Linked DNA regions of Homo sapiens: regions 1 and 2 are each linked to region 3. Evidence: chromatin loops called from intact Hi-C (ENCODE). Cell type or tissue: HCT116. All regions are shown on one strand. Region 1 overlaps LOC124902515 (a long non-coding RNA gene). Region 2 overlaps LOC105378521 (a long non-coding RNA gene). Region 3 has its middle 9.8 kb from the start of FGFR2.

The links. A loop is a pair of places that touch in the nucleus more often than their neighbours do. Peaks named below come from ENCODE experiments on the same cell type or tissue, not always from the same donor. Only the 100,000 strongest peaks of a DNase experiment are listed, where the experiment ranks them.
Region 1: a loop joins it to region 3, with 7 times the contacts of the local background. A loop is called at or near these places in 7 of 110 quality-filtered maps.
Region 2: a loop joins it to region 3, with 10 times the contacts of the local background. A loop is called at or near these places in 9 of 110 quality-filtered maps.

The regions. Positions count from the first base shown.
Region 1 is chr10:121,166,610-121,171,609 of GRCh38, reverse strand. The region is part of intron 1 of LOC124902515 (a long non-coding RNA gene); the gene reads left to right. Among named protein-coding and RNA genes, the nearest start is that of LINC01153, 9.4 kb to the left of the region's middle. In HCT116, CTCF peaks have their summits at 2,398 and 2,603; a DNase peak (open chromatin) is centred at 2,599; H3K27me3 peaks cover 386 bases.
Region 2 is chr10:121,067,728-121,072,727 of GRCh38, reverse strand. The region is part of intron 2 of LOC105378521 (a long non-coding RNA gene); the gene reads left to right. Among named protein-coding and RNA genes, the nearest start is that of LINC01153, 110 kb to the left of the region's middle. In HCT116, a CTCF peak has its summit at 2,249 (motif pointing left); DNase peaks (open chromatin) are centred at 2,257 and 3,397.
Region 3 is chr10:121,605,695-121,610,694 of GRCh38, reverse strand. No RefSeq gene overlaps it. Among named protein-coding and RNA genes, the nearest start is that of FGFR2, 9.8 kb to the right of the region's middle. RefSeq lists an enhancer at 1-147 and a silencer at 1,748-1,987. In HCT116, CTCF peaks have their summits at 1,677 and 1,877 (motif pointing right); a DNase peak (open chromatin) is centred at 1,934; H3K4me3 peaks cover 657 bases.

The DNA of each region.
Region 1 (5,000 bases), 440 kb after region 3:
GTGTTATTGTGCTACACACTTTAAAGAGGCTCAGCTCATTGAAAGCTAACAATAACTCCCTGTGTATTGCTACCATTAGCTCCATCTTACAGATGAGGAAACAGAGATTTTTAGAAGGTTCAAGTAAATGTGCTCAGTTGCACACAGCTGAGAAATCATAGGTCTGAGAATTAAACTCCGGTGAGCTCTCTCTAGAGTTCACAGACAAAACTAATACACTACACTACTTCCTCCTGTAATGTTATTTAACTTTCTCTTTCCTAGAGAAAGACATTGCTGCAGCACACTAAAACAAAATTTTAACATAGTCATCACACTATTCAGTGTACTAGCTACTGGCAGCTTCACGAGGACTCTGAGTTCTTGGAGAAAAGGGATTGTGCTGTGTCCATTGTTATGTCCTTAGTGACTCCAATATGATATGTACTTAATAAATATCTACTCAATGAAAAGTGAATGACCTCGTTTTTCTTTTCTCCCAGTCCTCATATCATAGGCAGTAGTAGCAGAAAGGATTTGAAATTTATTTTGGCTTTTAGGCAATGTCAAAGCTCCAAAGTGCATGGCAATATGTCTGCACTGTCTCCAAAAGCTACTTCAGGATCCTGCTGCATCTTTGGGTGCGTCTTAATAAAACGTTTTCAGAAGAGTAGTTCAAAAGGCACTTGCCAACAGGACCAAATTCTACTCTATGGTTAAAAGCATGAAAAGCAAGCCCCAATGAAACAACAAAGATTTTACTCGTTTTCATTGCAAGTGGCTTTTCCTGCTTGTTCTTCTTTCACCATCCCACCATTTGACCTCAAACTGGGGCATAAAAGCTGGTGGACATGGGCCATGGGGCATACATCCATAGCTGAGACTTGGCTCAGCTGACAGGTTCTAGTCAGCCATTGCTGCTGGATTTACCCTATAGGACAGAACAGTAGGGGTATCTACAGACCTCCTGCATCAAGATTGGTGGTGATACCTGCTTTTTAGTCTGAGCTCTTTATCTGGGATCCTACAAGCAGTGATTGGGCCCTGATGTGTCTGCTCATTAATTCTTTAATTTCTTAACTCATTCAATAGCTATTTTTACAGAGTGGTTGGATGGGTTAAAAACTATGTTAAGGAACTAATTGTGACATAGGACTTCTCCTAGGCCTCACTGCAACATGCAGCCAGTGTATTCCACCAGGATCCGATCTTTGGGACATCCATGTGGCAGAGAGCATTGGGCAAGAGAGATCCTGTTACAGCCCAAGAAATCTCGAGGGATAAAGATCCTAACATGGTGACAAAGGGTGCAAGCAATTGGATCCAAGGCACAATTTACATTGCATTATCAAGGGGAAGGGTTACATATTGGTTAAAAAAGAAAACCACTCCTCAATTACTTTTGGAACTGCTGCAGCATAGAGTGAAGAATAGTTGCTGGAGCAAGAATTAGAAAACTAGTCTTGACTCTGCCACTGACTTACGTTTTATGCCTTGTGCCTAGTAGACACTCAATAGACATTTGTTGAGTATTAAGGAAAAGCTTGGGCAAGGTACTTAACTTCTCTGGCTCTCATTTTCTGTAAAGAGTAAATGATTTTTAAATCGCATGATTTCAAAAGTCCATTGCAACATTAACAGTCTGTGACTGATTATAGGAAGACACATGGAGGAGAGAAGTATCATAGATGATATCTGGCAACAAAGGCATTCTTTTAATCAACAACTTTATAAGTGGTTGGATTAAAGGTGACTGAGGACTTTCAGAAACACCAAAATTCCCAGCAAAGATTCAAGGGTTGCCATGGCCAGAAGTTGGCTGTATTAATTTAGCCCAGTATGAGAAGCAGAAGTTCATAGCTCAGAGTGAGGATTAGACTCTGAGTTTAAATCCTGCCCTGCCACTTATTACTATGCCCTTGGGTAAGTGTCTTCCCGTAAGCCTCAGTTTATGTGACGTGGTGATAGCAACACACCTTTCCTCATACCGTCACTGGAAGTGTTGAGTGAAAATGGTGAAAAACACTTGGCACAGTGCCAAGCATGGAGTGGAGGCCAAGCACATGTTTGGGGGAACAGACAAAAACATATTTACTCTGTACCCAAAGTTTTCCAGAAGGCTTAGCCAAACAATTCAAGCCATAGTGCTCTAGAGTTCTCCAGCTATTCAAGAATGGGGAAGAATGCCTCAAAGTATCTTTTGTGAGGAATATGCATTAAGAATACCTGCATTCATTTGTTCTGACTCCACAGTTATCAAATTATAGTGTGGATTTTCTTGTTTCCGTGAGGGAATGCACTGACCTGCTGATGTGGCCATTCCAGTCTGCTAAGAGTTTGCCATTTCTCATTACAAACCCATGGATTGGCATCCTGGTTATTTATCAGTCTTTTGGGAGTTTAGCAAGAAAGAGCTTATTACACAGGATTTGCCTTACTCTGGGAAGGAACCAGACCTGCTGAAATGAAGTTCCTGGAGCAGCAAAGTAGGTGGGGGCACATTGTGGACTGAGGTCCTAACCCCGTTGGGATTGCCTGAAGGATACTCGTCTCTACTGGAAGACACTTGGACTAGGTGTGAGCCCTTTCACCCTCTACCTGCCTTTCCTAAAGCGAAGGGTGCCCCACTGAGGCCGCTTGAGTTATAAAGGCCCTAATAAACACAGCCTAGGTGTTGGGTCTTGTCACCACTGGCTCCAGCCTTCCAAATGCAAACTTAAGAATGTCCCATAAATGGAGCAGGAACTCTTATCTTGGACCATAGTTATAATCTCCTTGTATCAACTCTGTCAACTGGTTCTAAGCCAAAATAATTGCATTTTACTATAATTATGTAATGAATACAGAAAACACATGAAATATTAAGCAAGATTGTAAACTTAGGAAGGATTGCAAATTCTGGGGCAATGATTTGGAAGGCACTACTTGAAGTTCTCGCTCACATCCCTCATTTTATTTAATCCTCACAAGTCTGCCAGGAGGATTTTAAAGGAAAATATCCTCATTTTATAAACAAGGGATCTGAAGCTCAAAAAGGTTGGGAAATGCTCCCAAACTCTTTTTCTTATTAAAGGGCAGAACTGAAGGTCAGTCTCAGGTCTTCAACGTCAAGCTTGGCTCTCTTTGTCTTTGCACTATACTGTTGAGGCTCTCCTGTACAAGTGTGTTTTGAAATATGCTGGAGGCATGTTTGTGAGTTTTATGAAAGTGTCAGAGAAAGAATTAAGAAGATCCTTTTTGCTTCCATAAAAAGAGAGTGGAAGTAGAGTAGGCTGTAGTGGGGTAGTCAGGAAAAGGCACAATATGTCTTTTAGCATGTCCTCAGCAAGGTTGAGTTTATTGTAGTACCCAATATTGTGAGATGCCTTAAGGTTCATAAATGTCCTTCTCGTTTTGCTTAGTTCTTCAGGAAAAATTCATTCAGAAGGCAAATTAAAGAAGGCTTAACACATTCTTGCACATTGATTTTTATTACTTTTATGGGTTAGTATGAAACAGCAAATTGCCACTGTAGCTCCTCTTACACACCCTTCTCAATTAGCAGGTGACAACCCTATTCCAAGACAAGTTTCCAATTTCACCCACAAGAATCCTGCAAGCACACATTCTACAATAGCATGGTTTCATGTTTCATAAAACCAGTGATACACTCATGGTAGAACTGGTATGGGTTTACACACTAATTTCCCCTCCCACCCCTACTAATTGTGAAAATATGAATACATTTCAAATCGGGTGCTACCTCTACCAATGCAGACATGCACACCTGTGACCAGTACCGGTTCAAGGCTGGGCTATTCAAGCCCCATGTTTATCATTCCAGTCCCACAGATCGAGTGGATGGCAGGTGAGAGGAAGACGCGTCACACACGCTGGGAGAAGCCCGATAAGGACACCGCAACTGCCAGCCCCTGTGTGTATTCAGCACTGTCCATTGTAATTATGGGAGCGGATTCCAAATGCAAGCTTGGATCCAACAAACTGTGTAGGTGCAATTAAGGAAGTGTTAGCTCTCCAAACTCTGGTGTTGGCCTCTGGAGCCCTTGCTTGCCAGGATGGAATTTACAAAAAAATAGAGCACCTGCATATAATATAGCACAGTACAGCCTTTGCTCTGGGTTAGAAAAACCCCAGTAGGGAGTTGAATATTCTAGATTTGCTGGTGAGCAATGCATGTGGTCAGTGCTCTGGAAAACAGGCAGTTTTTTATGAGCGATCATTTTTTCCTCAGAAAAATTCCTGGAGGAGTGTTCTGCACCCGCAGGTCCCTCTGTGCCACTGCAAGGGTGTTTCACTGCTGTTGTGCGTAGAAGCCATGTATAGCTCGTCTTCTGGCTGGATCCTCGGGTGTCTCTATGTACTCCCCCTGATTCAAGTCAAGACTGTGCTTCTGTGGCAGACTGATCAATATTTAATGCATATTGAAGACTTGAAGGGAAGGTTTCTTGTCCTGTGGGCACAGAGCTGAATAATCTTCACTAACCATGATTTTTTTTTTTTTTTTTTTTGAGACAGAGTGTCACCCTGTCACCCAGGCTGGAGTGCAGTGCGATCTTGGTTCACTGTAACCTCCACCTCTTGGGTTCAGGCGATTCTCCTGCCTCAGCCTCCCTAGTAGCTGGGGTTACAGGTGCCTGCCACCACACCTGGCTAATTTTTGCATTTTTAGTAGAGACAGGATTTCGCCATGTTGGCCAGGCTGGTCCCAAACTCCTGACCTCAAGTGATCCGCCTGCCTTGGCCTCCCAAAGTGCTGGGATTACAGACATGAGCCACTGCGCCTGGCCCCATGTTTTCTTTTTGGTACTTCATCTGCATTTGTTTATTGAACCAATCAATATTTACTGAGCACTTGCTGTATGCAACAAGAAAAATAATAACAATAACAATAATCACAATAGTACAAAACTGTCCTGATCTTTAAATGCTTCCAATATTTCTGGAAGAGTGCTAAGTGCTGGACACACATTATGTCATTTAATTCATGTAGCAAAATGCTAATCTCCATTTCATAGACAAGG
Region 2 (5,000 bases), 540 kb after region 3:
AAGAAACATTTTAATTATAGACTTCTCAGTCCCTCCCTCATTTCTTTTTCTTTTAATTTTTAAAAAATGAGAAAATGAGACTGACATCAGACTGATTTTTTATAACCTCTTTTTTCTTCCACTTAATATATTGTGGACATTTTTCTGTATCTTTGAATATTTTTTCAAAACATGTTTTGAATGGATGCTTAGTGTTCCCTTATAGCAATGAGCTATAATTTATTAAACCAATTCTGCATCATTGAGTCTTAAGGCAATCCTCCCAGCTCTTTTTATTGCTATAAAGAGCTTAAGGGACATTCTCAAACAAAATAAATCTTTGTGCAAACTCTGGCTTTTTCTCAACAAATTCCTAGAGGTGGGGTTGCTGGGTCAGAAGGTAAGAATGCTTCTCACTCTTCTTAGATTTGTCTGTTCGTGGGAGTCAGATGTACCCCCGACCAACCCCCATGTAGTCAAGAGAAGTTTTCCATGTCTCTTCTTAGCTTTCACATTTGCTACTAACCTTGGCCCTCAAGATCCCCTCTCCTACTTCCTTGGGGAAGCCATGCCAGGGAGCAGCTGTATATCTGTAAATCCACGTTCCTGCTCATTGTGACCTAGGGGTAGCAGGCTCCACAATCCACCAGAAAACCCTAGCAAGGCCAAGTCCTGGCTGGAGTTGTCATGGTGACAGACAAGGACAGCAACACTTTATCCACATCCCACCCAAAATCTTCAGAATTCAGAAGACACTGGGGAAAATGCCTGCTTTATAAGCTGGGACAGTTTAATCCTATCCTAAGCAGTGGGGATCCTATATGAGCAAAGGTGACAGCCAGCAAAATGTCACATAGATCTTATAAAAATACCACTTCCATGTTTTCCTTTTCACTGCTTTGTCTTTTTTTTTTCTTCCCTCTCTTCTGCTTTCAATAAATACCAAATAATCTTAGATTTCCAAAAGTCAATCTAAGCATGCACCCAGGGGACTTACGACACAAGGGTATTAACAATGAGAACACACAACAAATGCAAAAGACCCTTTGAGACAATCAGGGAAATCTGATAATGGGTTAGGTACTGGAGGTTGGAGGATGCCCAAAACAAAAACAAACAGAACATACCCAACTCATTAAGGTATGATACTGGCTTTATGGTTATATGAGAATATGTCCATAATTTTCATGGATTATACCAAGGTATGTGCAGATGAAATGACATGATGCCTTGGATTTGCTTCCAAATAGTTTAACCAAGAAAAAGAGCAAAAAGATCAACAAGGCAGATGTGGCAGAATTTTAATAATATTGTACCCAGATGAGAGGTTCAAAAATCCTACTCTTCTGAGTGTGTTTAAAAGTTTTCGTAACAAAAAAATTTAATGAGAACAATGTCATGTGCTTTACGTACATACTTTCTAACAAAGCATTGAAATGGGTGTTATAGAAAAACATCAGAGCTCTTACATTTATTTCGTGACTTAACATTTTCTTCTGAGTTACATGTGGGGTTGCACCAGCATTGTTTCAGGGCTAAGGGTCCCTAAAGGGATTAACTGAGGCCTGGTGCCCTGTGTTCCATTCCTGAAGCTACAGCGGAGACTCCCCCTCCCTCAATACCAGTCAGCAGGGACAAAGACCAAGGAGACCCCTGCCCCTCCCATTCAGGGTGGGGCCAGCTCTCTCTGTTGGGTCTCAGCCTTAGCATTCCTTACACCTTCTATAATTTAACGCTCAAAAATATATTATTCACACAGAGAAGACTTTTACTGCAGTTTATACACAAGGGCCTGCGAAAGTCAACCTTCTTCCTCCAGCCCTCCCTTGTTCTTGGTTGCTAGGCATTCTGTTGCTTATGAGTACAATATTTACTTTTATTTATTTTATTTGCCTTTGTATTTGAAGAGGTTGGGCAGCACCCAGGATGCTGGGGTTGGGGATTTTCTAGGGGATAAAATGCTCTGTGAAGCAGTTTGTCTCTGTCTGCATCTTGGTGATAGATTATTCCCACACAAGGTCAAGACCCTGAGGTGGTGCTTGGGTCTCTGCTTGAAGCCGTAACTATGGGTTTCCCACAGGAGAGACAGGAGCAAGAGGCTTTAGAACACTGCACGGAAGAGCTGGCCGATCCACCACTCCTCAGTTATTCACACTAAGGGTTTGCTTTGCAAGATAGAGATTTGTAAAATAAATGCTCATACAAGACTCGAATGATAGCATAGATGTAAAATGCAGAAGTCCTGCTTATTGCCCATACCCAGAGCCCTCTAGTGGTAACTACCATGTGCAGTCTGGCATGTTTGACAGTCCCTGCCCTTGTAGAGCTACAGGTCCTCAGCTGTTATTCTATGGACCTGTGGGTGGGGGGCAGTGCATATACAAGATAGAGAAGCCCTGATTCCTACCCTTAGGCATCAAAAAGATCTCTAAGAAGTCTCTAAGGAAAGTGCTAAGGGATTGGTTAGATGCAAAGTTATAGGTTATCATCCTAGCAGTTTAAGAAGTAAATGGTCAGTGAGAACTGAAGTCTTGGGAAACTCCAGGTAACATTTGAGAAATACTCTGAATGACCCAGGAGGTTTACATGATAGAGAAGGAAAGCTTGCCTGCTCAGGGGAGGGGAAAGGAGAGCAGGACCGCAATTGCCATGGTTATAGATGTGCAGAAGACCTGAGACTTTAGGAATCTTCTGAATGCCAATGATACTAATCCACATTGACTCAGGCAAAAGGAGGATTTATTCATGTAATTGAAAAGTTCAAGGGATAAATTGAGTTCAGGCATGGTTTGATCCAGGAGCTCCTAGAATGTCAATAACTTTATCCCTCAGCACCTTCATTCTCCTTCGTGTTGACTTCATTCTTGGACCACATATGGCAGATCAAGATGTGGCCAGCAGCTCCAGGGTCCAACGCTCTTCAGGATAGAGGCTGTGGAAAAAAGAATACATCTCCTTCTGTCAGCTTATAAATAAGTCCCAGGATTTATTCTAGTAGGACAAACTTGGGTTATGTGCCAATCCCTGAAGCAATAACTGTCACCAGAGATTGGAATTATGTCAATTGGCCGGCCTGAGTCAGCTCAGAGAGAAGGGGAGTAGTTGTTATTCAAAGGAGCTTGGAGTTCTGTTCCCAGAAGAGGATGCGCTGGTGTCCCAAGGCCGCCTGCAGAGCATGGCCTCATGGGGACTCTAAACATAATGCGATCTTGCATGCTCTACTTGTAAGAGCCTGTTCAGAAAGGAGCAAAAGCCTACAATAAAGAGGTTCAGTTGAGCAAAGGCTCTTCAACAAACCCGGAGGAGCCTATTGTGCTCCAAGAGTTCCAGGCCAGGATGGTGACTTAGGAGGGCCACACCTACTTCAGCCAGTGCTCCCAGAGCCTGCCGAGGAGAAGCTGGTTGCCTTGTGCACAAATTCAAGCCTGGGGCTTGAGATGACTCAATTGTTCATGCTCTGGAGATGATTAGTCATCCAGAGACACAGGATGTAGAAACCCAGAAAAGTGGTTATTAGAGTTTCTGCCTGGTGTCTGGGTGGGCCGGGAAGTGAAACTGGGGTCCTTGCCATTTGCCATGGCTGAGGCAGCCACAATCTGAGCAGTGGAGGACACAGAGAAAGAAGATGACATGCCTTGGAGGTCCCGAGACCCAAGGCCCAGCAAAGAGGCTGAGGCCCAGCAAAGAAGGAGGCAGCGCCTTCAGGGGCCGCTATGGGGCACATCCAGGAGTGGTCTGGGGGCCACAAGTCCTAGTCCTGGGTGATCCTGTCAGCTGCCAGCCTCCCTCATGGGAACTCCTTTAGTCCAGCAGGGACACGGGAGGAGAAGGGGATCAGGGAGGCTCATCCTCACTGCAGCTTCAATCTCCTGAAACACTGAAATCTCCTGAAACATCTTCAAATCTCCTGAAACACTGAAGCATTTTCATTCCTTTCGTTTTTCTGCTCTTCCCCATGGGCCAATTCCTGTATTCCACTGGAATTGAACAATGTGGAAATAAGAAGATAATGGAGGGAGACTTGCAATTAGTGGGGATAAAGGAAGAAGAACTAAAGGACTTGGAAGATAACCAGTTGCAGGCTTGAGAGGGACCTGTTTCCTCATCGGGTGATAAAAGGAATGTGTTGATTTTAACTGACATGGAGAAGGAAACAGAGCAAGCAGCGCAGGACTTCACTGGGGAACCGGGTGGGCAGGGGAGTTCACCTTTTGAGCAGTAATACTCTTCACTTTATTTAAACCACTTTTTTTTTTTTTTTTTTTTTTTTTTTTTGAGACGGAGTCCCGCTCTTTAGCCCAGGCCGGATTGCAGTGGCACAATCTCGGCTCACTGCAAGCTCCGCCTCCCAGGTTCACGCCATTCTCCTGCCTCAACCTCCTGAGTAGCTGGGACTACAGGCACCCGCCACCGCGCCCGGCTAATTTTTTGTATTTTTAGTAGAGACGGGGTTTCACCGTGTTAGCCAAGATGGTCTCAATCTCCTGACCTTGTGATCCGCCCGCCTCGGCCTCCCAAAGTGCTGGGATTACAGGCGTGAGCCACCGCGCCCAGCCTTAAACCACTTTTTAAACTTTTACTAGTTATTATAAGTAATATTTAAACCACTTTGGACAGAAATATTTCAAAGTGTTTTATATAGTGCTGTGCCTCCTGAAACTTGGGATATCACAGAATTTTTAGTCTTTGAGTTGTCACTGTGAGCATCAGATATGACAATACCTTCTTGAATGTACAAAACGAGACATTCAGACAGCTCTAAGCTGGAATTGAATGATATGGAAATAAGATAATGGAGGGGGACATAATTATGCCCTAAGCTGGGCATAATTTTTGTTTTTTAAAGAAACAGGGAACACTCAGAAAGTAGGAATAGGAGGGAACTTCCTCAACCTGAGAAAGGGTGCTGTGGTCTGAATGTGTCCCCCCGAAATTCATATGTTGAAATCCTAACCTGCAAGGGGATGGTGTTAGAAGGTGGACATTTGGGGGATGATTAGGCTGTGAGGGTGAAGCCCTCA
Region 3 (5,000 bases):
ACTGGAATGAATTTCTACGTGATGCTAAGAAGAACTTTAGAAGAATGTGAGCAAGTCCCCTGCCCTGGACAGCCTAAGCTGCTACTGAAATCAATACCATTATGGGTGAATTTTGAAGATGATTACCGCTAATATTCACAGCCTACAAATAAGGCCACAGAAGCTCATAAAAGCCGAGTAACCTACCCCAGGTCACACAGCAAAGAGAAGTAGCAAGTAATAAGGTCAGGGGTAGGATAGGGTTAGACAGAGCTGCAGAGGGAGGTCTGGATGCCTCTGGTCTGGAAATACTAGTACCAGCTGACAAGTATTGATCATTCACCATGCACTCAGCACTTCACCTGAAGTATTCCATTCAATCTGCGCAGATTGTGTGAAGCGGGTATTAGCATGACTTCATTTTACAGATGAGAACGTGGTGAGGAGGGGCAGATGTAAGGCCCAGAGCAGGCAGCTGGACTCCAGGTCCCATGATCTCAGCCACTATAGGACAGCAGAGGGTGCAGCCTGCTGTCCACAGGCCCACTAGAAAAGGAGTCAACATCTGAAAACTGGGACAATTGTCATCTGGATGGGACAGCCAACTTCTCTGGGAAGATCAGGAGAATCAGCCCCTTTAGCCTCTGTTTCCATTCATCAGCTGAAGTCACTACCCCATCACCGTCACGGGGACGCTGGCAGCATAAGCGATAGCACAGGCTCCAGGGTCAGCCCTCCCTCCCGACTGTGTAACCTTGGATGAGCTCTCAGTGTTTCCATAGCACGATTTATAAAATGGGGGTCACAGTAGTGCTACCTCACAGGGTGCTTGTGATTGAAGTGTGATCACCCATTAAAGGCCATAATCCCAGTTGCATGGAACATGGTATGCACCCAATAAACGTCAGCCTCCAAGCACCCACTCTGTGCTAAGAGGGCCGTTGCCATGGTTCCTGAAAATGTGGAACCTTCAAAGCTTCCACTGGCCTGATGAAAGGGCAGGACAGGGGTCCCCACCTCTGGGCAGGGTGACTGGCAGGGGAGAGACCAGAGGCGGAGGCTGCCCCAAATCTGGCAGGTACCTCTCCAGGGCAGCTGTGGTGAGACTAGGAAGGAAGCAGGTGTGGTGGCTTTCAAGAGAGGACAGCTCCAAGGGGTGCAGTAGCGCAGGCCTGTAATCCCAGCACTTTAGGAAACTGAGGCGGGTGCATCACGAGGTCAGGACTTCGAGGCCAGCCTGGCCAAGATGGTGAAACCCCCGTTTCTACTAAAAATACAAAAATTAGCCAAGCATGGTGGCACATGCCTATAATCCCAGCTACTCTGGAGGCTGAGGCAGGAGAATCGCTTGAACCCGGGAGGTAGAGGTTAAAAAAAAGAGAGAGAGAGAGAGGACAGCCCACAGCTAGGACTGCCGGGCCTTGGTGGGAGAGGAGCGCCAGAGAACACCAGGGCCAGAAGGCCCAACAGGGGGCCGGAGGTAGGAGCTGGTTTCCCGGCGAGGGTGCAAAGGTGGTTCTCCGCCTTGTTGATCCACAGGCTGGAAACGTGGGGCCGCCTCCCGGGGGCGAATCCACGCAGCGAATGGAGAATTAGCCTGAGGTAGCCGCACGCCAGGCCCAGGCAGAGGCCGCTGCAGCACCACGTCCCTGCAAGGTCCCGCGCCCCAGCCGTCGGGGTAACAGACATTTCGTCCAGCTGTGCTTGGGCAAGCACCTGGGCTCCTGATTCGCCTCGACCTGGGTCGCTCATCATCTGCACAGCCGAAACGACTTCAGGGCTGGGCTCGGCGCTGGCGGGGCTGCCCCTCCTCCCTGCCCGGCCGCCCTCTACCTTGATGCCAGCCCCGTCACCCACGCCCCGGGCGGCGCTCGCCCCCGCTTTGCGCGCGCGGTGCTCGCGGCCACACGGGGGCGCTGGCGCCCGATGCGCTCCTCCCTGCGCAGAACCCGGAGAACAAAGGGCGCCCCGGGACCTCGGCCTCCCTCACCTGGAGCCACCTGCTTCCCGGGCGCTGCCCCAGCGCCAGGCCAGCATCCGGCCTCCGCGAAGGAGTTAATTTTTGCTCAGCGCTGCTCTTAGAAATCTGTTAAAGAAATCGCTCCCCACTTGATGGTCTTTCTCCCCAGCTTGGGGACACAATACGAGAGCTCTGGGACTCTAAAAGGGTTACTAGGTTTGTGGTTTTACGATGTGTGGGGCTCTGTATTCTCCACTCCCTCCCCGAGTTTACCAGGATCCTGGCAGCATCATTTTTCTCCCCTTTGGTTTATGAAAGTGAACTTCTTCTTTTTTTTTTTTTTTTTTGAGACAGTCTCACTCTGTCAGCCAGGCTGGAGTGCAGTGGCGCAATCTCAGCACACTGCAACCTCCGTCTCCCGGGCTCAAGCAGTTCTGCCTCAGCCTCCCGAGTAACTGGGATTACAGACGTGTGCCACGACGCCCGGCTAATTCTTGTATTTAAGTAGAGCCGGGGTGTCACCATGTTGGCCAGGCTGGTCTCGAACTCCTGACCTCAGGTAATCCGCCCGCCTTGGCTTCTCAAAGTGCTGGGATTACAGGCGTGAGCCACCGTGCCTGGCGAAAGTGAACTTCTTTTCACATTTGGAAGAAGTAGACACACCCTCGGGAAAGAGTGTAGCAAAGGCAGAAATCAAGAGAAAAGAGAAAGAAACGCATCGTGGAAATGAGGTAATTGCAGGGAAAGGTAACTTCCTCACACAGCTCAATCAGCTTTGTCCTAAACTGGCTTCTATTCCCCACCTTCTAAAGAGACCGTGCTCACTGTGTACACAAACCTATGTACATGTGCCTCTTTGCACTTATGCTTTAATTAGGAAATGCTGGAGGAGGCTGAGTTGCAGTCATCAATCAACAAGCATCTATTAAGAGCCTGTAAGGTATAAACACAGCCCCATAAACTGCTCCCACTAGCCAGGTAGTGCCAGGTCCTGGGAATCTAGAGATGGGAGATGCAGCCCCGGCCTTTCTGAGTATTAGCATTTAGTGGTCCCCAATTAACCCCTTTCCACCAAAATTGTTGTCCAAGGTCAGTTTCTGCTAGGCTTTCTTCCATGGACAGGCTATCTTGGTTCAGTAAAGCCTTTCCTCCCTCTGGGCTTGAGGCTGAAAGCACACAGTTGTGAATCTCTGAGGATTTGAGGGAGCAGGAATCCTCGAAGGGAGGAATTTAGGGCCCATAGAAACTCCCACTGAGACCAGGAGCTGCTTCCAGGGGGCCCCAGGATCAGAAGGTGATGGTGCAGACTAAAATCTTTTTTTTTTTTTTTTGAGACGGAGTCTTGTTCTGTGTCCCAGGCTGGAGTGCAGTGTCGCGATCTTGGCTCACTGCAGCCCCCACCTCCTCAGTTCAAGCGATTCTTCCGCCTCAGCCTCCCGAGTAGCTGGGATTACAGGCACATGCCACCATGCACAGCTAATTTTTGTATTTTTTAGTAGAGACCGGGTTTCACCATGTTGGCCAGGCTGATCTCAGACTCCTGACTTCAAGTGATCCGCCCTCCTCAGCCTCCCAGAGTGCTGGGATTACAGGCGTGTGCCACCATGCCCGGCTAAAATCGTTTTCATTGTCAACAGTAAGACCTGTCCCGTGTATCTCCTGCACCGTTCTCCATCTAAGGAGTAGAATTCTTGTCCCTACCTCCACCCTGGTAAGGCAAGATGCCCATTTAGGGCATGGGGAGCAGTCCAGGGGTGATGAGCGGGGGGACCTGGAGAGGGAGAGCAAGAGCAGTTCCTGGGGACTCCTCTGACTAAGGAGGTCTTCTTGGAGGAGGAAGCGGAAAGCAGGGTGTGCTCTCTAGCACAGCCCAATACATCGTCTGCCACGTTGAAAATACCCTATAATACTGCACTCTCCAATGTAGTGGCCTGGCCCCATGTGACTGTTGAGCACTTGAATTGTGGCTGGTGCTACTGAGGAGCTGAAGTCTTATTTAATTTTAATTGATTTAACTTTAAATAATCATGTTGGCTGGTGGTTAACGTTATCAGACAGCATAGCTTCAGGCAGCGATAAGGGTGTGGGTGGGGTGGGAGCAGACGGGATATTGTTGCTAATCTCATCCTCATCTACCCCACCCTGGCTAAAACCACCTGTATAGTTTCTGTCCAGTGAGCTGGGAAACCTCGTTGTGGTGGAAGTGGTCGTGATGTGTGGAGGGTGGGGGTGATTGAAAGGCACGGAGTCACAGCCAAGAAATGACATGCCATAAATTGCCCTTAAATAGCAATGGGCCAGGGATTAGAGGACTTTTCCGGTAGATACTTGTTACCAGTAGGAACAGCACGGTTCCTAGACTATGGTTTCAGAATACTTTGGAGAGGATGTTCACTTCCTGTAACACCAGGGTGGCCTTCAGTGATGGGTGAACCACAAGTTTTCAGCTCCAGGTGGAGGCGGGGAATGTTCAGAGATAGGCCGGAGATCATAGATAAATTTATTTTTAAGATAGAAGGGGGACACTTCAGTTATGCAAAAGAAGGTGAGGCCAAGGTTAGGGGTGGGATGAGGCTTGTTCAGTAACTTGCCTAGACTTGCATAGTTAGCCCTTGACCACGTTGGGATAAAAACTCAGGTCTTGGGGGCCCTGACTCAGTGCTGTTTCTATGGCACCACATTACTTGTCAAAAATACCTTGAGACCTTGGACATTGTAGATGTTACATGCAGCTGGCTTGGCCAACCAGCTAATTGACCTACCAGTTTTCCTTCATAGATTCAGATTGGCAGAAGCCAAAGGTAGGAATGTGTTTGTGGCCACAGGGGTGGCACAAGGGACAGTACTGGGGTCAGAGTCCATAATGCCCTCCACTAGAGTTCCCCCAGGTTTTAATTGTGAAATTGTTTAAACATTAAGAAAGTTGGGTGAATAGTGCAATAAGTAATGTATACTCTCAACTGTATAGTGTCAAGAGTTAACATTTTGCATATTTGCTTTATCTGTGTGTGTTTGTCCTTTTTTTTCCTGAGCCACTTGAAAGTCAGTTGTAAACATCAAG